Regions from separate parts of the Mus musculus genome. Here region 1 is linked to region 2. Evidence: chromatin loops called from intact Hi-C (ENCODE). Cell type or tissue: left cerebral cortex. All regions are shown on one strand. Each heading gives the region's core, and the rest is flanking DNA. Links, peaks and the distances in the headings are about the cores only.

The links. Hi-C counts contacts between places; a loop is a spot of excess contacts. Peaks named below come from ENCODE experiments on the same cell type or tissue, not always from the same donor. Only the 100,000 strongest peaks of a DNase experiment are listed, where the experiment ranks them.
Region 1: a loop joins it to region 2, with 4 times the contacts of the local background. A loop is called at or near these places in 4 of 42 quality-filtered maps.

What each region holds. Positions count from the first base shown.
Region 1 is chr3:90,008,249-90,020,198 of GRCm38, forward strand. It overlaps Ubap2l (ubiquitin-associated protein 2-like), which reads right to left. Exons shown (of 28, transcript NM_001165984.1): 16 at 10,904-11,093; 17 at 10,166-10,220; 18 at 8,867-9,041; 19 at 8,451-8,523; 20 at 7,054-7,249; 21 at 6,882-6,970; 22 at 4,438-4,491; 23 at 2,185-2,266; 24 at 862-1,079; 25 at 8-113. Gm24608 (a small nucleolar RNA gene) reads right to left here and starts at 2,482; the gene lies at 2,347-2,482. Mir7669 (microRNA 7669) reads right to left here and starts at 2,962; the gene lies at 2,905-2,962. In left cerebral cortex, for the core only: a CTCF peak has its summit at 4,700; a DNase peak (open chromatin) is centred at 2,060.
Region 2 is chr3:89,054,249-89,066,198 of GRCm38, forward strand. Ash1l (ASH1 like histone lysine methyltransferase) reads left to right here. Exons shown (of 27, transcript NM_138679.5): 15 at 115-269; 16 at 4,240-4,392; 17 at 9,403-9,457; 18 at 9,538-9,670; 19 at 11,924-11,950. Among named protein-coding and RNA genes, the nearest start is that of Gm24403, 11 kb to the left of the region's middle. In left cerebral cortex, for the core only: a CTCF peak has its summit at 4,729 (motif pointing right); DNase peaks (open chromatin) are centred at 4,323 and 4,752; H3K27ac peaks cover 316 bases.

The DNA.
Region 1 (11,950 bases), core at 1,599-9,598, 950 kb after region 2:
AACTTACCAGTGTTGTATCCATGAGACCCATATCCACTTGGCTGTTGGAAAGGGGTAGCCGAGGCATTCACACTGACATTCACACCATGCTGCTTGGAAGAGGTAGGAGCCACCTGAAGAGCAAGAAGGACAGAAAAGGAATGACCCAGCAACAGATAACATCTGTCTCACTTGTCCTACACCAAAGATTAGACATTTAGGTAGATACTTATCATAACATAGGCCAGTCAAAGACTGAACAGTGAAATGGGATCCTTCCTGATGGTTAAATGAGAAAATTCTCACCACCCCACATATGCTCATATATTTTAACATCTGGCCCCTCGTTCGTTGAGATTACGGAATCTCTAGGAGGTGGAGCCTTGCTGGAGGAAGTACATCACTGGGATAGGATTTGAGGGTTTGTGCCCTGCCCTGCATTCTTGATCTCTACTTCCTGCTCCTGGGACCTCACCATTATGGACTCTCTCCTTCAAACTGTAAGCCAAACATCAACTTTCTACTGTGAGTTGCTCTTAATCATGGTATTATAAATTAACAAAAAAGTAACTGATACACTAATGTTTAGAATTGACCCAAGAAATCAAAAGGTAGAGTGGTTTAGAGATAGAGACAATGGTTACAGGGAAAGGAGGGGCAGCAAAGACACACAGTATCATAGTCCTCTTTTGGATAATTCTACTATCAGGCAATTCTTGTTCTAATTAAAAATTTCATACCCTTTATTCCCAGGCCAGAAATGGGCCAAAGGTACAAGTTATCCTCATGTATTTCTAAGGAGTCATGTAGCTGTGAAAGCATCTAGGATGGTGCTCAGGACTGGATCCCTTACAAGGAGACCACAACCACTCAGTTACTCACAGGGAACACAGCAGGCCCATACTGGAAGGTGCTGGGGAGGCCCGGGACCCCTGTGTAGTATGGCAGGCTGGTGTAACTATAGCCAGGAGGCAGCGCCGGGTTCAGGAATGTCTGCTGCGTGGTGTGGTGAGTCTGCGTCTGGTTCTGTTGGGGTTGGGCCAAGGTTGTGGCTGGGGCTGGGGAGGAGGCATCCCCGCGGCCGAATTTGGTGAGGTCGCCTATGAAAAGAAGGGCAGCTGTACACTCTATAATGTGCAAAGAGGCTTCCAGAATGATACCTCCCAATGTTCATTTGCCATCTTGTTTTCTATCATCTCCAATGCACCCTTGTTTCTCCAAAGCTTGAAGGATAACAATAGTTGAGGGAAATTGAAAAGATAATGATTGGTCAGTCATGTAAAAACAAACAAAAATCAGCCAGGTAGAGGTGACTTTACACACCTTTAAACCCAGTATTCAGGAGACAGAGGCAATTGAATCTCTGAGTTCCAGGTCTACAACAGAGTCAGTTCTAGGATAGCCAGGGCTATACAGAGAAACCCTGTCTTGAAAAACCAAAAAAACAAAAGCCAAAACCAAAACAACCAATTATATTTCTAGCGAAAAGATGGACTAGCTAAAAACCAAAAACACCCATTAAAGTTGGGAGTATAGTTCAGTACTAGAGCTTATACTTAGCATTGTAAAAACCTGCATTCAATATCCAGAACCATAATGCCGAGAAATAAGTCAACAGAAAATGATAATATAAAAAGATGTCACAGGGGGCTGGTGAGATGGCTCAGCAGGTAAGAGCACCGACTGCTCTTCTGAAGGTCCTGAGTTCAAATCCCAGCAACCACATGGTGACTCACAACCATCCATAACGAGATCTGACTCCTCTTCTGGAGTGTCTGAAGACAGCTACAGTGTACTTACATATAATTAATAAATTATAAAAAAAAAAATATGTCACAGGGAGCTGAAGAGATGGCTCAGTGGTTAAGAGTACTGACTGCTCTTCCAGAGGTCCCGAGTTTAATTCCCAGCAACATCTCACAACCATCTGTAATGGGGATCTCATGCCCTCTTCTGGTTTGTCTGAAGACAGAGACAGTGTATTCATATACATAAAACAAAATTTTTAAAAGAAAAATGATGTCACAGGAACATATTCATAATAGAATTATGAAACTCCCAGCCTTGACTCATCATATCCATGACAACAAGGGGTAGGGAGGAAGAAAATTCACAAATCTGCCAAAAATCTTAATTATGGAACCTTCTTGCTTCTACCTCCAATTCTAATTCACCTCCCTGTATTCAGCTCTATCCCAATCCTACCAGAGTAAGGGTTGCTGGCCAGGCTACCATCCCTCCCAGTAAGTGGAGTGGTGGGTGTGGGAAACGGGATACTGTAGTAATCCTAGAACCAAAACAAAAGAGCATAGATTAAATTCCACTCATTCTTTATCGTAAAAACCACAAAGATGAATAGAAGCATGAGACTGTTGGGAGTATTGCAAATTATCCAGTTACTGATTTAAAAGCTTACAACTCATATGAACTTCAATTAATCTGGCATACACTGTTCCCCCCAGCCTGCCACGAGTAGAATAAGACAAGGTCTACGGATATGCTCATTGGGTACACATTAAGGTCTAGTAGGACCAACAAGGTTTAATATTATACAGATCTTCCCAGCTAATTTTTGAGAACACAGGTTCTTCTTTTTCCTGAAGTGCTTCAGAAGCTGAGAGTGGAGATTGACTCAGTAGGTAAGAGTGTTTACTACTTTGATCTCCAGCATCCATGTAAAGAGGTGGGTATGACCATGGGCATGTCTTGTACCAGTAGCAAGTAGGATATGTGGGTAGGTGGGCAAAGTGATAAAACAAGACACACTTAATAGTGTCCTCTGGCATCCGCAGTCATATGTACTGTGTGGGAGGCAGAGGCAGATGGATCTTTAGAGTTTGAGACCAGGATAGTCTACAAAGCAATTCTAGGCCAGCCAAGGTAGCTACACAGTATGGCTATGTAGACTGAGTGGTGGGATTAAAAGCATGTGCCACCACACCCAGCTCGTCTTACAACAACAAAAGCTGTGTATGGTGGTACTCCCCATAATCCCAGCATTTTAAGATTCTGAAGCAGGACAACTACCAAGGCCAGATACAGTCTAGTGAGATTCTGTATCAGTACAACATAATCTGGTCCTGTTGAGGAAGGCTTGTAAATCTAACTACTACCAAGTTTTAGGCTATCCTAAGATAAAAAGTGAGTTCAGCACCAGCCTGAGCAATTTAATGAAACCAAAAGCTCTGAAGTATAGCATTTGCCTAAAATGCAAGAGGCACTACACAAGTCTTAAGACTGACTGGGTATTGTGACCCATTCCTTTAATTCCAGTACTCAGGAGGCATAGGCAAGATCTCTATCAGTTTGAGGCCAGCATGGTCCACAAATTGAATTCAAGGACAGCAAGACAGAAACACACAGGAACCCCGTGTCTAAAACCAAACAACCAAATAAAAAAACCTTAAGACATTAAAAATATCCTAATCATCTGAATAAGCTGACTAGAGCTTCCATTAATTCAAATTACTCCTGTAATACTGTCAAATTTGCCTTACTAAGAGTAAAGGTTGAAAGCACAAAATTTTGGGGATTCAGGGGAACTTATCAGTAAATAAGATAAGAAGAGGTGAGACAGAAAAAAATTAGAAAAAAAAAAAAAAAAAAAACAGAGGTTGGGTATATATCTATGCTATAACACATTATCATTATAAATGTGTATAGTCCCAGATACTTAGGAAATTGAGGCAGGAGAATATGAGGTCCAGGAGGCTAGCCTGGAAAACGTGGTAAGATACCTCTCCAACTAATCAAAAGAAAGGTTAAGAATACAGCTCAGCAGTGAAGTATCTACCTAGCATGCATTAAGTTCTAGGTTCAACCATAAGGGTCTCTAACAATAATAACAAAACAGAGCAGGAAATTGATGTTGATAGGAAGCTTGTTAACAGTTTTATTATTAGTCCATTTGAGGTGTTATGTCACATGTGTTTTGTTAACCTGATTAAATTGCCTGTGTGTGTGTATATGTATGCATATATAATAAAGTATATGTGGGGGGCAGACTGAGAAACAGCTGTTTGTGACAATAATCGAACATCTGAGAATCCTTCCATCAGTTTTGTTTTTGTCCCCCTGAAAGAAAGGAGGTACTGTATAGCTCAAGCTGGTCTTTAACTCACTATATAACTGACACATGTTTTGAACTCTTGGTCTTCCTGTCTCCACTTCTCACACACTAGGATTACAGGCATGAGCCACTATACAACTGATTTCAACAATAACTTTAATGATTTTGCCTCGAGGTGGTGGGCATGCCATTAATCCCAGCAACTGAGGCATTAATCCGGAGGCAGAGGCAGAGGCAGGGGTATTTCTGTGAGTTTGAGGCCTGTCTGATCTATAGAGTGAGTTCAAAGACATCCAAGGTTACATACACAGTAAAACCCTGCCTTAATGCACCTACCCCAATCCCTCAATTTAATGGTTTTTTTCCAAATTTCTATCCCACATACTTACCAATGGAAATCTTGTCTGGAGCATCTGTAAATCATCATAACCATATACTTGTGGCTGCAAGACAGACATTTAACAACATTAATGGGAACTAGTCATGATGGCAGCAAAAGGCAAGATAAAGAACATATATCCTCATTGTCAGAACAAAGCAGATTATTTCCTTCTGTTTTCTTTAAGTGGAAAGTAAAGTACAAAGAAATTAAATGTTTCATGAAAGGTCTTAAAGCTTTCCTGAAGCTACATACTATATAAAGACAGGGGCTGGCATCAGGGCACCTGTAGGGGAGAATGGGTAGTACATGAACAGCAGGCTTTAATTTTTATTTAGCAGTCACCGTCTCTTGCAGTCTTTAAAACTTGGGTTGAAATGTGAAGGATTCATATTTTATCCTCATTTTCCCATATTTCTAGGTGCAAAGAGTTACTGTTAAAAAGTATTCAATGTGGGGGCTAGAGAGATGGATCAACAGTTATGAGCACTGGCTGTTCTTCTAGAGGAAGTAGGTTTGATTCGCAGCATCTACAAGGTGGTGTATACCCATCTGTAACTCCAGTTCGAGGGAACCCAATGTTCTTTTTCTACCTTCCAAGGGAATCAAGTACACACATGAGTACAAAGCACTCATAAACATGGAAATACATTTTTTTAGAAAAGTATGTAATGTGAGGTTAGAGAGATGGCTCAGTGATTGAGAGCACTTGTTCTTGAAAAGAATGTAGCTCAGTTGCTAGGGCCATAAGACAACTCATTGCCATGAGTAATTCTAGTTCTCAATTCAATGCTCCCTTCTGACCTCCATACCTGTCTACCCTCACATGGTGCACATTCATAACACAGGCAGAACATCCCTACATGTTAAAAAAAAAAAGAGAGAGATAAGTAGGAAGGGAAGTTGGGAAGTTCAAGAAGGAATGAGGAAAATGAGAATAGAGAGGTGGTTATGATCAAAATATTGTAGACATGTAAGAAATTGCCAATTAATAAAAGTTATTAAAATAAAAGAAAACAAAGGCAGGCCCCAGAGGCCTATGCCCTTAAGCCCAACTCTCAGGAGACAAGAAACAGATCTTTGAAAGTTCTAGGTCAAAGTTAAGAGTGCAATTTAGGCTGGGCATTGGTGACACTGTGTTTAATCCCAGCACTTGGGAGGCAGAGGCAGGCAGATTTCTGAGTTTGAGGCCAGTCTGGTCTACAGAGTGAGTTCCAGGACAGCCAGGGGTACACAGAGAAACCCTGTCTTGAGGGGGGAAAAATAGGTGCAATTTACATATTTCTTCTATTATCTAAACTTCTTCCATAGGGTAAAAATAAGTGACTTTTTAATTTTGTTTTGAGATAGCACTCACTGTGTAGTGCTAGCTGGCCTAGAATACAGTTGGGTGACCAGGTTGGCTTTGAACTCTAAAAATTGAATTGCCTCTGCCTCCAAAGTGCTGGGATTAAACACAATGTCACCTGGCCAAAGAAACTGAAAAAAGATTTTTAAAATTTATTTTTCTATCTTCAGATGTAGCTCTGGCTGTCCTGGAGTTTTCTATGTAGACCAGACTGGGCTCAAACTTCACAGAGGCATGACTGTTGCTGCCTCTGGCTTCTAAGTGCCAGGATTAAGGGCATTTGACAATACACCCAGCAAAAATGGGTGTTTTTTAATAGAATTTTTATAAATATTTTTCATTTTAGTGGATACTGAATACTTAAAGGTGGCAGTTAAGGTAATTCTAGAATCGAGTTCTTAAAAGGCCAAAAAAAAAAAAAAAAACCCACCAAAAAAACATAGGTCTAAAGAGGTAGAGAAGCAATAGCAATATAGAAAACCACCAAGAAACTACACACTGGCCTTTGATGCTCAAGGTCCAGATCATAATTCACAAAGAATAAATACTCAGCAAAGGGCCCTGACTAAGTTTATTCCTTGCTCTACAAAACGATTGCATTTTGAAGGGTGGAATCTGGACAGTTATCCCAAGAGCACTGGCTGCTTTTCCACAGAACCCAGATTTGATTCCCAGCACCCACATGTCTTATACAATTGTATGTAACTTGAGTTTTAGGGGATCCAATGCTGGCCTCCACAGGCACCAGGCACACTATGGTGTATGTAACATACATGTAAACAAAACCCCCAGATACATAAAAGCAAACAAATACACAAACCCTGCTATTTTTTGGCTAGTGATATAGCTTAGTAGGTAAGCAACTTGCCACCAAACAAAGCAAGCCAAACTGGAACCTGAATAAAGGTGAAATGGAAACTCCAGTTTCCTCTGATCTTAGCACATAATAGGTACACACACACACACAAATTTAAAAAACCATTTGCCCAAATGTGGGTACCATTCATTTATTCTGCTTTAATTATTGTTTTCCATCTGAATCCAGAACTACAGAGAAGAGTCACACCATCCTCACTTTGTGGAGAAGATCCTTCAGTCCCACTTACCGGATAGGCATGTAACAGCCCCGGAGCCATAATATATGGATTAGGCAACAATGGCGGGACTCCAGGAGGAAGGTTGGGAGGAGCTTTTCCTGAAAGAAAACATTTTTATGCTGTCATACAATTTACTATCTTCTCCATCCTAGAGGAATGTCACCCTCCTAGGCAAAGCTACCTGAAGTTGTAGCAACTGAGCTTCGAGTTGAGGCTGTGACAGTAGAGTTGCTGCCCAGGCTAAGGCCCAGACTACTGCCACTATTCAGACTGGAGGAGACACTGACCACTGGGGGAGGTGCAGAGACAGTGCTGGATGTGGTAGAGAAGGTGCTGGAGGAAGAATGTAGATTTGCCTCACTCTCCACACTTGTATGCTTCAAAGGGAAACAGTAGAAGATAAAGAAAACAACGATTAGCAACAGGTTAGAGAAGATAAGCAATGTATGACCTCATCAAATCTGAAATTTAAAAAAGCCAACCCAGGGTATCAGGATTTCTAGCTACATGTTCCTCGCAATTGCCCATTGGCCATCATCATCGTTTTTTTGTTCAGAGAACAGCAAAGTGGCTGGGGACAAATTCCATAGGGACCAATGACATCGATTAGTGAGGGGGAAAAGCACAGAACTAAAAAGTGTATCACAGCCTTCTTTTCTACACCTTGCTTCACTAGTTCAACTTACAAAACTAAAATATAAGCTGGAAGAAAGTACCAGCTTTGACTTTAAAACTAAAATTTCATAGTTTAGGAAAGCTTTTCCTAGGCTTCTATAAACTTAACACCTTTCCCTAAGTAACCCTGGCAACCATAAAGTAATTCATCTGGACACCATTTTCATAAAGACGCCCTGCTTCATACCATTTTAAAGACTTATATTTAAGCATTTCCCAGGCTAAGAACAGACATACTTATACCAGTTAAAGACACAATTTTTTGTAGGAATTAATCCAGGGCCTTATGTCTGTTAGTGATGAACTCCATGACTGAGCTATAATATCTTCTTTTTTTTTTGTTTGTTTTTTTTTGTTTGTTTGTTTTGAGATAGGATTTCTCTGTGCAGTCCTGGCACTCACTCTGTAGACCAGGCTACAAGAGATCTGCCTGCTTCTGCATCCAAAATATTGGGACCTCCATTAAAAAACAAAAACAAAAAGTGTATGCTGTTCTGCATTTAACAGAGAACATGAAGTCCTTGCCTATTTTCTGTGAAAAGGAAAAACACTTTTAATTATGCTCCATTAAGTACAACTTCTGGACTCTTTTGACTTTCCAATATCCCTTTACTCTTTTTCCTACAAACTCAGTTGAGTCAAAGAAAATTTCAAGAACATCCTACTGGGTGAGCTAGGTATGCCAAATACATACCTGTAATCCCAACACTAGAGAGGCAGAGGCAAGGGGAATTTAAAGTTAGTCCACATAGAGTTTGAGAGCTACATAGCAAGGTCCTGACTCAAGAAAGAGGAAAAGCCGACCAACCAACCAACCAAAACAAACAAACAAAAAATTATATTATATGGGAGAATCTTATGGTTAGAAAATTAAAACCACTTCCTCTCAAGCGTCATACATACCAAAAGAGTGGATGTTGAAGTACGCCCAGAAGATGTTGATGAAGAAAGGGTATTCTGCTGTGTAGATAATGCACTATGAAGGAGAAAAGGTTGCCATCAGCCACTATCACAATGTTACGGTTTTATCTGACCTGGAACTCCAATGAGCAATTACCACAAAACAAAACAAAAACCAAAGCAGAAAAGAGGAACAAGATTTCTGAGATCATGCCGACATATATAATGGCTAGTTTTTAGGGTTGTGAACAATCAAAGCAAGAGCAGATTCTAAAAGCAAATTAAGTCTCCTTTGTCATTGTCACTTCTCACAAAAGCAGGGCTAATGTAGTCTCTAACAGGTAGAGTAATGAAGACCAGACCAGATGGGCTCTGTTACCGAAACACACAAACCCAACTAAATTCTCACCCCAAATTACCTGCTATGTTGTGTGGTGGTGGTATTTGGAATCTCCTCCGTATGGCTCAAGCCACTTAAGGAGGATGAATGCTGATTGGCTGTCGTCAGTAAGGAAGCTGCAGGTACTGTTTCATTGAGAGAGGGTATACTAGAAGTGGAAGGTGATTCAGATTTCACTGCAGAGCCTGTAGCACCTGGAAATAGGAAAACATTTCCCTTCATCAGAAAACAAGGAGTATCTATGAGTAAAGAAAAACTACAATCCTCAACTACTTGAAAAGAAAAAAGAAAAGTGGGAATTAGTCATTATGTTAAGCATAACTCTTTTTGGACTGCAGAGACAACTCAAGGTAGACTGCTTATATCAGGCCCTGGGTTCCATTCCTAACACCACACAAACCACTTGATGACTTGAGTCTGATACCAAAATCCAAGTGGAGAATGACAATAGACTCCTGAAAGTTTTCTCTGACATCCATGAGTGCTGTGGCACACACATGCTTGTACACACAATACCAAAAAAAAAAAAAAAAAAAAAAAAAAAAAAGGATAAACCTAAATTTTAACAATCTAACTGAAATAGAGAACTTATGTATGGTAGTTCATGCCCATAATCTAGCTCATGGGAAGCTTACACAGAAAAATCACTACGATTTTCAGAGGAGCTATGGCTACAGCATGAACATGTGTTTCAAAAAACAAAATATGGCTGGAGAGATTGCTTAGCGCAATTAAGAGCAAAGGCTTTCTACCAGAGGATCTGGGTTTGATTCCCAGCACCTGCATGGGATGTGTGTATCTCCAGTTCCCAGAAGACCTGGCACGTTCATATAGATATAAATTCAGGAAAAACACCAACACACTTAAAAATATGTTTAAAAAAAAAAAAAAGATATGGGCCTAGACAGATGGCTCAGCAGTTAAGAGCACTCAATTCTTCCAGAGGACCCAGATTTCCAACAATCCACATGGTATCTGCAACCAGTTTCAGGGTATCTGACCCTGGGCACATACTTGGTACATAGACACTCACACAGGCCAATGCCCATACACATAAAACAAAGCAAAACAAAAAGACCTCAGAAGATAGAGAAGTTAAAAGCTGACTACTGTGTACACACACACACAGCTGAGCACAGTGGCACATGTCTTTAATTTCAACACTTGGGAGGCAGAAGTGGGCAAATCTCTTGTGAATTTGAGGCCAGCTTGGTCTACACAACAGGGTCCTTCCTACCTTCCAAAAAAACGAACAACTCTACATCAATGTTGAGGAAAGCCACTAAAACCAAGAAGAAAAAGCCTGGAAAATGCTTACCTTCAACAGATTGCGTGGTCTGTAACTGCGTGGCCTGCACAGAGCTAAAACCATTCTGGAGAGGAGAAAAAAAAAAAAGCAAGAACAGACAAGCTTGTAAGAGAGATGTTATCAGTCACTTAATTTAATTTTGGTCAAATATATTTTAGGGAACCTGGAAAGATGGCTCAACAGTTAAAAGCATGGATTACACACAAAGAGCACCTGAGTTCAATTCCTATCGCATATATTAGACAGCTCACAACCACCTGTAACTCCACTCCAGGGATTCTGATGTCTCTGGCTTCTTAGGGTACCAGCACTCATATGCACACAGCCACTACCCCCACCAAATAGTTTAAAATAAAACAATTCTTAGGACCCATCCTGCTAGACAGGTACTTCAGACCATCTTAGGTATATGTTATCCCTTTTACCAGAGTAACGTAGATTTACTAATATATATGCACCCCGAAGGTTAGCAATCTGATCTTCTATGAGGAAAGGACAGGTATTTGAGACAGTTTTTGCCATAACCAACAAATCTTTATTGCAAAGAGAAATGTTCTGAATCTTGAGGGTCCTCCACATTTGCTGAAAATAATGTTTAGTTTACCAATCACAGAAATGTGCTTTTGTCAGCATCTCAGTTGGCACCTCCAAGACTGTAGCACCATTTCCAGAAAAGTGAAACTATATTAGAGGGACTTTTACCCACTACTTTGCTAACCAAGGCCCAGGGAATCATTAAACTACTACCTTAGCCTGAGTCAGGTCCTTTTGGGGTGATGAAGAGATGGAGCTGGGATACCGCCGCGTCTGTGTGGATCTCTGTTCATATAGAGGGCCCTGAGCATTATTTTGGGAGGTATAAGTTGTCGACTGAATCGGGCCACTCTGATAACCAGACTCCTGACTCTGATTAGATGAAACTGTAGATGAAGACTCACTGTGGAAAAGAAAAATGTCTTAGGAAATGATGATCGTCTATTGGAATAAAATACTGTCAATTAATTAACAAGGAGAAATGTTTAAAAATCAGGCACTTGGGAGAGTAAAGAACTCAATGCACCCCTCCACATCACACCATGAAACCCTGGCACAAGAAAAATCATCTATTGATCAGTTTCATCACTGGTAGAATTTCCCAGAGTGGGGAAAACATTTTTTGAATTATGCTTCAAAGAAACTCTTGGCAGTGGTGGTGCACACCTTTCATTCCAGCACTTGGGAGGCAGGCAGATGCCTGAATGGAGGCCTACAGAATGAGGTTTAGGACAGTCAGGGCTACACAGTGAAAGTCTGTCTTGAAAAATCAAAAAACAAAACAAAAAATTTAAGATTTAATGTATACCAGTGTTTTGTTCACATGTATGCCTATGTATCATGTGGATTCTGAAAATCAAGTTGTGTACATGGTCAACAAGGAACTTAACCACCAGGTCATTTCTCCAGCATTTCCCTTTGGGGGAGGTTGTCACTAGCCCTGGCTGGCTTTGAACCTCCTGAGTGCTAGGACTGGGGTACCAGCACGCCCAGCCTGTCTTTCTGAAGTTTCTTACCCGAAATGGTTTTATTTCAATAGCAGATTATCACTAGTTTCTGTAACACAGCATTTGCTCTCATCTCACACATTTCCCCTACTCCCATGAGCCACAACAGTCCAGAAAAAAATTTTTTTTATATAAAATCTTTTTAGGCATCAGTGGCAATTATGACTCAACTAATCTGATCTAGACTAAAGCCAGATACCTCATTAAGGAAAAATTGATTATCTATGCATAAGATGGCTTTCCTTGGTAACTA
Region 2 (11,950 bases), core at 1,219-9,218:
TCTGCCCTATTCACTGTTGAGCCCACCTACGATACCTCTTGGCAGCAGTTAGGAGTGTAGACATGGAATAAAGTCTTAGGGATTGGTAAGGATCACTGTCCTCGTTTCCTTCAGGAACTTCGTGCTAAAGCACCATGTGTTCTTGGTGCGAAACTGGGAAAAGATCCATCAGAAGCAGGAGGAGGTGAAGCACACCCGTGACATCCACTCAGCATCGCTGTACACCCGCTGGAACGGCCTCTGTCGGGACGACGGGAACATTAAGTCTGGTAAAGCAGGGGGAAGCTTGATATTTGTTGTTGTTTTGTCTTAGGAGACAGGGTTTCACTGTGTAGCCTTGGCTGGCCTGGGAACTCTGTAGACCAGGCTGGCCTGGGACTCACAGATACCTACCTACTTCTGCTTCACAAGTGCTGGGATTAAAATCTTCACCACCATTGCCTGACTGGAAAGACTGCATGATGATATCCTGTTGTAGCTCCCCTGGTTTTTTTTTAATGTGTGTGCAAGTGTCAGGGCACGTGTGCCACTCACATGTGAAGACTAAGACTCCTTTTATTTGTGTGGACCAGATCAAATGATGCCAAATGCATTATGGGGAGGAAAAAAAAAACACCATAACTATAAATTCAAATACTTTTCTCCCATATTCAAATGAGTACTGTATATATAGAAGCATCTAGATTACTTTTTAAGTGACTGTTAGAATAAACAGCTTTCATTGTTTGCGATAGTATCCAGAACAGATGAGATAATGATCTGTCTGTCTCTCTCTGTCTATCTGTCCCTCTCTCTGTGTCTGTCTGTCTGTCTGTCTTTGTGTGCCTTTGAGGCTGGGTCTTACTGTGTAACTCTGGTACTCACTGTATAGACCAGGCTGTTGTTGTTTTGTTTTGTCTTACTTTGTTTTGTTTTTTGAGACAGGAATTCTCTGTTTAGCCCTGGCTATTCTAGGAATTCAGGGTGTAGACTGGTCTAGCCTTGAACTCAACAACAATCCACTTGCCTCTGTCTCAGAAGTGCTCAGATTAAAGTTGTAACTAAACCTGGATCATGAAATGGTCCAAATGAGGTGTTTAGTACAGGCTGTGGTAATGCCTGCCTGTGATGATAGCGCTCAGAGGGGAAACAGGAAGACCTAGAGCTCAAGGCCAGTTCCATGCCCCAGAGTGTCCACACAGATCCTGTCTTATTCCAATAAAGAGAGGAATAAGAAAGATAAAATGAGTAAAGGTATGAAGGAAGGAAATAGTCACAATTTAGAATAAAATTTGAATCTTCTATTCCTTATCTTCCCAGAAGATACTGAAATGTATCCATGAAGGCTGGAGAGACAGTGGTAAAAGCACTGGCTGTTCCTCCAGAGGACCGAAGGTCCATTCCCATCATTGCTATAGCAGCTTACAGCCTTCTGGAACTACAGTCCCAGGGGGTCCAGTACCCTCTTCCTGCCCTTCATGGGCACAGCATGTAGGCATAGATACGCATACACAAATAAACAGAATTAGATATATATGAGTATTTAAAAAAATAAGTAAAATAAGAAGGAAAGAGAGAAAGCCGGGCGTGGTGGCGCACGCCTTTAATCCCAGCACTCGGGAGGCAGAGGCAGGTGGATCTCTGAGTTCTAGGCCAGCCTGTTCTACAGAGTGAGTTCCAGGACAGCCAGGGCTATACAGAGAAACCCTGTCTCGAAAAACCCCAAAAAAAAAAAAAAAGGAGGAAAGAGAGAAGCTAGACATAATGGCACTCTCTAAAGTCACCATTGGCTTTACAGTGCATTGGAGGCTAGCCTGAGGTAGCTAATGAAATACTACACTGTTTAAAAAAGAAAAAAAAAAAAGAGCCAGGCAAATCAAATGACTTAATGAAACTTATCTGAGCACTGAGAGAATAAGACAGGCAGTTTGAAACTACCCTGAGCCGCAGACTGAGCCTTTGTCTCACATGAATAAACTACTCATCCTCCCCAACCCTCATCCTCTTCTTTTTTTTTTTTTAAGATTTATATATTTTATGTATGTGAGTACACTGCAGCTGAAGGCATCAGATCCCATTACAGATGGTTGTGAGCCACCATGTAGTTGCTGGGAATTGAACTCGGGACCTCTGGAAGAGCAGTCAGTGCTCCTGACTGCTGAACCATCTCTCCAGCCCCATAAAGTATTTTGGTTCTTGTTTTGGACTTAATGAAAGGGGTGTTTTTATATATATATATACATACACACACACACACACACACATATATATATCAAGCTATTGTTGAACTTGCTGTATAGCTCAGGATGGCCTAAAACACTCATTCCTCCTTCCAGGCCTCCATAATGCTGGAATATAGGTATGCTAACTTGCTTGCCTTTTGGTAAAATGTTGTTGTTATTTAGAGAAGAGGGACGTGACACTTGGAGATTTGGCACAGGGTGAATGTGGAGGCTGGAGGACAGCTTACAGGAGGCTGTTCTCTTTCGATCGCATGGGTCCTGTGGTTCCAACTCAGGGCATTAGTCTCTGCACCAAGCATATTTGCCTATTTAGCAGTCTCTCCAGCCCAGAGAAAATTGGATTTTCCCAGAATTTTAAATCCTTTCAGCAATTTGGTAGTTAGAATCTCTTTGAAGTTACAAACCAAACAGATAAGATCTAATATACACATACGGTGTTGCCATATTCTTGACTTCTTACTCAAAGAATTAAAGGCTCACGTGGATTTTCAAAAGTAGCAGCTTACTCAAAGCAAATGATAAAATAGGTGAGATTACTATCAAGCGTGCCATCAGGCTTCTCAAGTAGAACGTGCTCAGGTGCTCAGTCAGCTGTGGACCTCCTTCTTAGATATCATGAGATACAAGAGTTTGGCTGTGAGCATCAGAGTTTGAGGACATATTTTAGCAGACAGATCAAAGTATATAACCATTTTTTTATCATATGCCCCTTCCTGTAATACATCTTATTTTAATCCTGCACGCCTTCCATTGTGCATAGGCATAATATGGTAAATAGGGATTTCCCCCCAAAAATTCACTTTAAGAATACATTTTGTATTAACTGTGCGTGCATTCAAAACTAGTTTAGGCCAGCTCAGCCTGCTTACTCATAAATGGAGTACAATTTTTAAAAATTTAAGTTAGATGTTTTTTAATGGAAAGACAAACTTATTCCATTGTTCAAAGAGTGGGTGTTTATGCCAGTAGGGGTCCTACCTTACAAGGTGCTAGCTGAGTTATTCAGAGAGGGGTGTGCAAGAGTTAATATGAGCAGTTAAGTGTCTCAAGCTAGCTGGGCAGTGGTGTCGCATGCCTTTAATCCCAGCATTTGGGAGGCAGAGGCAGGTGGATTTCTGAGTTCAAGGCCAGCCTGGTCTACAGAGTGAGTTCCAGGACAGCCAGGAAAACAAAAACAAAAAAACAAGTGTCTCAGGCTACTGCTTTTTAGAAGACGGTGTGTGTGTATGCAACAAAAGGAGTTCCAAATTACTAACCAATTCCCTGTGATTGCTTGCTTCTACACTAAATAGGTGAATGTAAAAAGCATTATTTCAGCCTCATGTGATGGCACATTCTTATAATCCCAGTATTCAGAAAACTGAAGCAGAACACAGCCAAAGTTATATAGTGCTAGGCCTGTCCTTAAATGAATTAACACACTCTCTCTCCTCTCTCTCTCTCTCTCTCTCTCTTTCTCTCTCTCTCTCTCTCTCTCTCTCTCTCTCTCTCTCTCTCTCTCTCCAACCATCATCCTGCTCACATTCATTTTGATAATATATTTAGCAGCAGTGCAAGACCATAAGCAAGAGTGCTGTCTTACTCATGAACTCATCTACAAATGTTTACATTTAAGTGTATAAATCTAAAGGAAGACATTACATACCGTGAAGCTGGAGTTAGAGGTGGTTGTGACCCACCTGATATGGGAAACTCAAGTCCTCACCAAGAGCAGTACACACTCTTAACTGCTGAGTGACTGTTAAAGAAAAAACAGTGTATTTGCAAGGAGGGCTGAGGTGGGTCAGGCTCACTTTGAACTGCACATATACAGCTACTGCACTGTGTAGCATTTACAGAAACACAGTGTTTTCTGGATTTTCTCTAGGGGGAGAGAAGCAACTATCTGCCCACTAATTCTACTTAATATCCTCAAGGAAAAAGGAAAAAAAAAAAAAACCGCAGGAGTCAACTGGAAAAGAAAAGGATATATCAAAATCTTCATTTCCTAGAATTGCTTTTCACCTTCTCCTTACAGATGTCTTCATGACCCAGTTCTCTGCCCTGCAGACAGCTAGATCTGTTCGAACAAGACGCTTGGCAGCTGCAGAGGAAAACCTGGAAGTGGCTCGGGCAGCGCGCCTAGCACAGATCTTCAAAGAGATCTGTGATGGCATCATCTCCTACAGAGGTACGCATGTCACTCTTCCCCAAGAGCAAGAACCCACGAACAAGCAGCATCGTGGGAGGATAAAGTTAGGAGATGGACTCAACATTTGTCTCTAAATTAATTTTAGGTTATTGTTTGTTTTATGTGTGGGGAGGGTTTGCCTGCGACAGAAGAGAGAAAAGGACATCAGATCCCCTGAAACTGGATTTATAGATGCTTGTGAGCTGCCCTGTGTGTGCTGGTCTTGGAAGACCAGCTAGTTCTCCCAACTGTTGAGTCTCTTCATCCCCTCTTCTATTTCTCTAAAACAATTGTGTGTTGGGAGGGAGGGTGTTTGTCTATGTGGATGCAGTGCTCATGGAGGTCAGAAGAGGGCACCAGATCACCTGGAGCCAGAGTGAACAGGCTAACATGGGTAGTAGGAATTGAACTCAGTCTTCTCTTTTGTTTTTTGTTTTTGTTTTTGTTCTTCGAGACAGGGTTTCTCTGTGTAGCCCTGGCTGTCCTGGAACCCACTCTGCAGACCAGGCTGGCCTCAAACTCAGAAATCCGCCTTCTTCTGCCTCCTGAGTGCTGGGATTAAAGGTGTACACCACCTCATCCGGCCGAACTCAATCTTCTCTTAATTCAGTCAAGTTATCTTAACTGCTCAACTTCCTGCCCCTCATTCTACCTGTCGACAGAGATAAAGAATTATAGAGCAAATAACCTCTAGTCTTGAACATATCAATTTGAGTTTATCATTTATAATTAAGTAATATATTTTTAAGTAACTTTTTAGCTAAAGGATAGTAATTTCCATGGATGAGATAATACTACAGTTTTAAAATTACAAGTGTAGTAGCATATGCCTTTCCCAGCACTAGGAGAGTTGTTATGAGCATGAGCCACATAAAGAAAGGTACAGGCCAGTTGGAACTACATAGTGAGACCCTGTCTCCAAAACAAAACAGAGCAGCCAGCACTCCTAACCGTAAGCCCATGAGCCACCTCTCAGATACCTGCTGCCTCTGCCTCCTGAGTGCTAGGGTTAATATGCTGCCACTCCCGGCACATTAATCTTGTTAATTGTGTACAAGACATGGCACGTGTATCTTCATGGACCATGAAGGGATGAAGAGATGACTTGGTAAAGTCTGTTTCTTCTGCTTTTTTGTGAGTTCTAAGAATAGATTGCCAGGCGTACCTGAGAAAATTAAAACAGGGCATTAGATCTCCTGGAAGTCGAGTTAATGATGATTGTGAACCGCCATATGGGTGCTGGAAATCCAACCACAGTCCTCTGTAAGAGCAACAAATGCTGCTCTTAACAGCTAAGTCATCATTCCAGCCACCATTGTAGCTATATGTGTCTGCATGTTGGTATATATACCTGAGTACAGGTGCCTGTGGACTCAAGTAATATCAAGTCTCCTAAAACTACTTTCTGGAGGATGTGAGCCATCATACGCAGACACATAGCTCAGTGATTGTGAGCACTGGCTGCTCTTCCAGAGACTCGGGTTCGGTTCCCAACACCCACATGGCTCCTCACAACCCTTGGTAAAACCAGTTCAAGAAAGAAGAGCTGTAGAAAAGGCTGAGCAGTTAAGCGCACTGGCTGTTCTTCCAGAGAATCCACTTCCAGTGCCCAGTGCCCACATGCAGTTCCAGGGGATCTGACAGGCTCACACAGACACGACAGTGCACAGCGGGTGGAAAAACACAGGGCTCTAAGAAATGCACAAATATGTATTCAGGCTAAACATCCATAGATAGATAGATAGATAGATAGATAGATAGATAGATAGATAGAGATAATTAAATGATAATAAATTTTAATTTTTTAGAAAAAAATCATGTAAAATAAAATTAAAAAACCTTTCCTTTTTATTTTAAGATTTTTTTTTTTATTTTATATGCATTAGTGTTTTGCCCACATGTATGTCTGTGTGAGGATGTCAGATCCCCTGGAACTGGAGCTGCAGACAGTTAAAGCTACCATGTGGGTGCTGGGGATTGAACCCAGATGGTCTGGAACCCCCTGTGCTCTTAGCTGTTGAACCATCTCTCTAGCCCCTACCTTTCCTTTTACAAGACATGTCTTTTGAGCACAGTCATGAATGAACAAGCAACTATAAATTAGGGCTAAATATTTTAGTGGTATAAGTAACTTTCTGATCAGAAAATTAGGTGTGTTTAAAAATGAAAGATTTTTGGGTTTACATAATAGCTCAGTGGATAATGGTGCTTGCCACCAAGCCTGACAACTAGAGTTTGCCTCTTCCTGACCATGCATGCACCACTGCATTCATAGGTTGGCACACATACATGCATACGAAATAAATGTTTTGTTTTTACTAAATAATAAGGACCCTGGGTTTGATTTCCCAACATTCACAAAGCAGTTTACAACTGTCTGTAACTTCATTTCCAGGGACTCTGATGTCCTCCTTTAACTTTCAGAAACATCAAGCACACATGTGGTACACAGATACACATGGAGGCAAAACACCTAGACACATAAAAGGAAATAAAATTTTAAAAAGAGACATAAACTATGAAACTGGGTGAAACATTTTGTTATGTTTGTAGCTTTTTCAAATTAATTTTTATTTATGTGGGGGGTGGGGGTTGTCTACACTACATGCTTGCCTGGTGCTCCTGTAGGCTGGAAGAGGGTGTGTAATGTCCTGGAACTGGAGGCCTGGTTGTCTGCAGGAGCTGCCAGTGCTCATAACTACTGAGCCATCTTTCCAGCCCCATAATTGTAGCTTCTTAGGATTGACTTTGGTTTATCTGTCTTACTTATTGCCCACGTTTTGAGAATTTGCTTTGGTTAGTTAGATTTTGTCTACTCTTCATCTTTTATATTTTGTTGGCTTTTTGTAGTTTTCTTTTTCTTTTTTAAAATTGTTTTATTTATTTACATTCCTTCCTTAACCCCAAGAATATAATAAGGAGGGAGCCAAGCTGGAGGCAAGCCTCACTGGCAAGACCCTGAGCAGTCCTTACAACATCAAAAAATAAAATGGACGGAGAGATGGCAAATCTTTAAAAAAAAATGTTACTTTAGGTGTAAGTTTTGTCACCCCTTTGATCCCCACACTTAGGAGACAGAGCAGGTGGACAAAGTTCAAGAGTTCCAGGAAAAGCAGGCTTCACAGAGAAGCCCTGTCTCAGAAACAACTAACAATGGGGGGGTGGGGTTGCCCATTGTGGTTCTTTAGTCCCAGCATTTAGGAGGCAGAGGCCAGTGGACCTTTGTGGGTTTGAGGTCAGCCTGCTGTCAAAGCATTCCCCAGGCCAGCCAAGGCTGCATAGTGACAGGGTCTCAGTGTGTCTCTGGAAGGTGGAGCTTCCCTTTCTCCCACGCCCAGTTGGTCTGACTCACATGGAGGGAGCTACTCTCAGGTCACTGCTTTCCGTCACTGCACAGGACACCATCAGAAATGAGATCGCAAATGAGAAAAGTCCCTCACTGAATGCTATGTGTATCAACATAACTGAATGAAAAAAATTAAATTCTAGAAAATATTTACTAAATTACTTCTTATTTGGAATTCAGTCAAATCCACACCAACAGAAATATCAATTACAAACAATTATGAGAGGCTGTGGATGTGGAAATCTTTTTGTTGTAAAAAGATTTATCATCCCAGTGCACGTAGGTGGTGCACTTTCATGCCCATCAAAACAAATAAATATTTAAAATAAAGAAATGCTGGAGAGATGGCTCATTGGTTAAGAGCACTCACTGTCTGTTCTTCAGAGGAACCAGGTTCAATTCCCACCACCCACATAGCACTGTCTGTAATTCCAGTTGCATGGGATCTGCAACCTCACACAGATAAATATGAAAGCAAAACACCAGTACATACAAATTAAAGAAGATTTGTCACCCTATAACAGGATTAGTACAAGAATGAGAAACTCAAATTTCTCTTTGCTTGCATAGTCCTTTAAAGCTAGCAGGCATATGAGCAGAAGCAAGAATGTTCCCTAAATACCCTAGCTATTTCAATAGTTACAGCTCACATTCTTCATGAGAAACTATTTTTATTTACTATCACTGTGTTATATTTTAAATATGCACTATATCCGTCATAATCCTCAATTTTTAAATTATTGTTTGTTATTGGGGGTTAGGTTTTTGACTGTCAAGCCTCAGAATAGTTACTTTTCCCCACTCCAAGTTTCAGTGTGGAGTTTTCTAGTTTTTTTAGTTCAAAGACCTTTAGGATCTAGAACAATGGCTTAGTATTATTAAGAGTACTGTGTGTTCCTATAGAGAATACAGGTTGAATCCCCAGCCTGTATGATGGCTCACAGCTGCCAGTGATTGGCATTCAGTTATCTGGTCCTCTCTGGTCTCTAGAGGCACCATGCACACGTGTGGTACACAAACGTACATACAGCTAAAACACCCATACACATAAAATGTTATTTTTCAAGTACACTGTGCTGCTGGGGAGGTGACTGAATGGTGCAGAACACTGGCTGTCTTTGACAAGACTCAGGTTCAATTCCCAGCACCCACATGGCATTGCATCACACATGTGGAGCACCGCATATATGTGCGGACATGAAGCTAGGCAAACACTCATTTACATAAAAATAATTAGTATCTCCACAAAGAAAAGAGAGGGTGTTCATAGGCTGGAGCCGCCCACTGCATGTACAGGCTCTCAGTTCTATCCCCAGCACCCCTTTAAAAAAGGATTTTTTTTTTCTTCTTTGAAACAGTGTAAGCCAGCCAAACTGTCAACATCGTCAGCCTCTGGAGTTCTGGGATTACAGGCAGGGACCATCACGGTTAGCCAAGAAAAATAAAAGTTTAATAAAAGAATGCAAGCAAGCTGTGCTGGTAGACAGTAAGTCCAGGTACCCTTTTCACCATGTGCTGTAGAGCAGCTAAACTACAGAGCACACCCTCCATCTCAAGTGATAGCAAGAGAGAGAGAGAGGGAGAGAGACAGACAGACAGACATTGAGACTGAGGTTCCCCCTTGTCTTTTAAACACGTGTACTAAACCTTGTGTTCTTCTGCAGATTCTTCCCAGCAAACCCTTGCAGCTCCACTTTTGAATCTTCCCCCAAAGAAAAAGTACGTGTACTTTTCTGACAGCCTTGTAGAGCTCAGAAAAGAAGCCAGTGCACCAACTAACGGCTTGCTCTGTGTTCCAGAAATGCTGACTATTATGAGAAGATCTCTGACCCCCTGGATCTCAGCACCATAGAGAAGCAGATCCTCATTGGGTATTACAAAACAGTGGAGGCTTTCGATGCTGACATGCTTAAGGTCTTTCGGAATGCTGAGGTATTTACTCACTTAATATACAAATGTAAGAAATCTGCTCGGATGAGATTTATTTTATCTACTCTTGGGAAAGGCAGTAATTTTCTTTTCATTACTACATTTGTTTATTTGGTTTAATTGTGTACGTTGTGTAGTGTTGAGTTTAGCTACACCACTTTGTGCTCCCAGCGGGTCACACTCCCAGCCACCTGCCAGAGCCCTCTGGATTCGAGAATGAAACACACACACGCACACACACACACAACCACACATCAATTAAATTTGACTTACTGTGACTACCTCAAATGCTGGGCACTCTTAAACCTTCGGCCAGCAAATGCAAATGCTCCCCTCCGGTATTTCTGAGACTCCTGAACCTTCCCCTGCTACCTTAGGCCCAGTCACAGAAGTGGCCAGTGACTACTTACCAGAATTCTCACATGGCTGGTTGGCTCCTGCAGCTCCTCCTTCTCCCCCAGTCATAGCAATTGACCTTCCTCACTTCTAGTTCCTAGGCCACACAAATCCAAAGGTCCTGCCTCAGTCTACCTGCCCAACCATTGGCCATTGGCTCTTTATTGATTGATGATAAACCAATTGGAGACAAGGACCTTTGGTGTTTAGACACACAGATTCCCGATTTTGGGGGCTGGATTAATTCAAAGCTAAATTAGAGCACATCCGTAGCAATGTTGTATGTATATATATATATATACATGTCATAACATGCATGTGAAGGCCTAAGTTCTGTCCTCCTGGCTTATGGGTCCCTAGGGTCAAAGTCAGGTTGTCAGAATTAGCAGCAAGTACCTTTACTTGGTGAGCCATCTCATCAGCCTGACAGTAATTTTATTTTTTCTATCAGTGTATATAATCAAAAATATTCTGGGGGGAAAAAAAGTCAGGCATGGTGGTACACGCCTTTAATCTCAGCACTTGGGAGGCAGAGACAGGCGAATTTCTGAGTTTGAGGCCAGCCTGGTCTACAGAGTGAGTTCCAGGACAGCCAGAGCTACACAGAGAAACCCTATCTCAAAAAACCAAAAATAAATAAATAAATAAATAAATAAATAAATAAAATTATTCTGACCAAGTATAGTGGTATATATCTTTAATTTCAGCACTTGGGAGACAGATGTAGATAGGATGAGTTCAAAGGCAGCCTGGTCTACATAGAGTTCCTTCCATTGAACCCATCTTGGACGAGTGGCAGGTGGTTTCTCGGTTAGCAAGATAGCTCTTCAGGTAAAAGTTCTTACTATGCAATTCTAGCAACCTGAATTTATTCCCAGAGCTCACAGTGTAATAATGTTGGAAGAGGGGATTTTACTCTGCTAGGTCATTATCTGACCTCTGTATGCATGCCATGGCATGTATATGCCCACATGGCAATAATAATTTTTTAATCAAAAATTCGTTCAGTCAGTAAAAGTACTCAGTATTGTACAAGCATGATGACGTAAGTTATCTCAAAACATGTATGAAATTACCAGGTAAGGCCGGATGTAGAGTCACACATCTTTAATCTCAGTCCATGCACCAGCACAAAACATTCTGCAGTGGATGATTGAGTCATTTCTCAGAAACAGTATAATCTTTGTAAACCCCTAATTTTGCCCTGAACTTTTATATTATGTAAATATTTTACCAATGTATTGTGTGTCTGGCATTGCTTTGTTCATGAAAATAAGTATATATGAAGCCAAGCTTAGTGAGTCATTCCTGAAATCACTTAAGCCTGAAGCAAGAAGGTAAGGTCAAGTTTTAGCCCATACCAGACTGTATAAGAAGACCCTGCCTCCAAAAACAAGCCTAGAGTATTACTGTGTAGTAACCAGGAAAGGAAATGCTCTGGTGTAAAGAGAGGCTGAAAGACAGAATAAGAAAGGGTCTTAAAGAGGTAAGAGATTACTGAGTGGCGATCTTGAATTACAGCATAGTTTCTGTTAACCCAGCTCCCACAGACATTTACTATGTGCTCCAAGCATTTGCAAGACAAAGGTAAATGGAAAATTTCTACAACACATTATGCTTGCAACATTAATTAAAATTTAATGATCACTGTGTATTTGATCTTATGGGATAGTAAGGCTCTTGACAGAATATCAATAACAAAGCAATAGAGAAAAACGAAACATATAAATTCTAATTTTAATTCATTATAGTTCAATTTGTTAGCCAAAATGGAATAATAAAGAAAATCATGCTGCCTCTGCAGGTTTATTTTTAAACCAAAAGGAGAAAAGCAAAAATGATTTCTTTTGTTTTCTTCAGAAGTACTATGGGCGTAAATCCCCAATT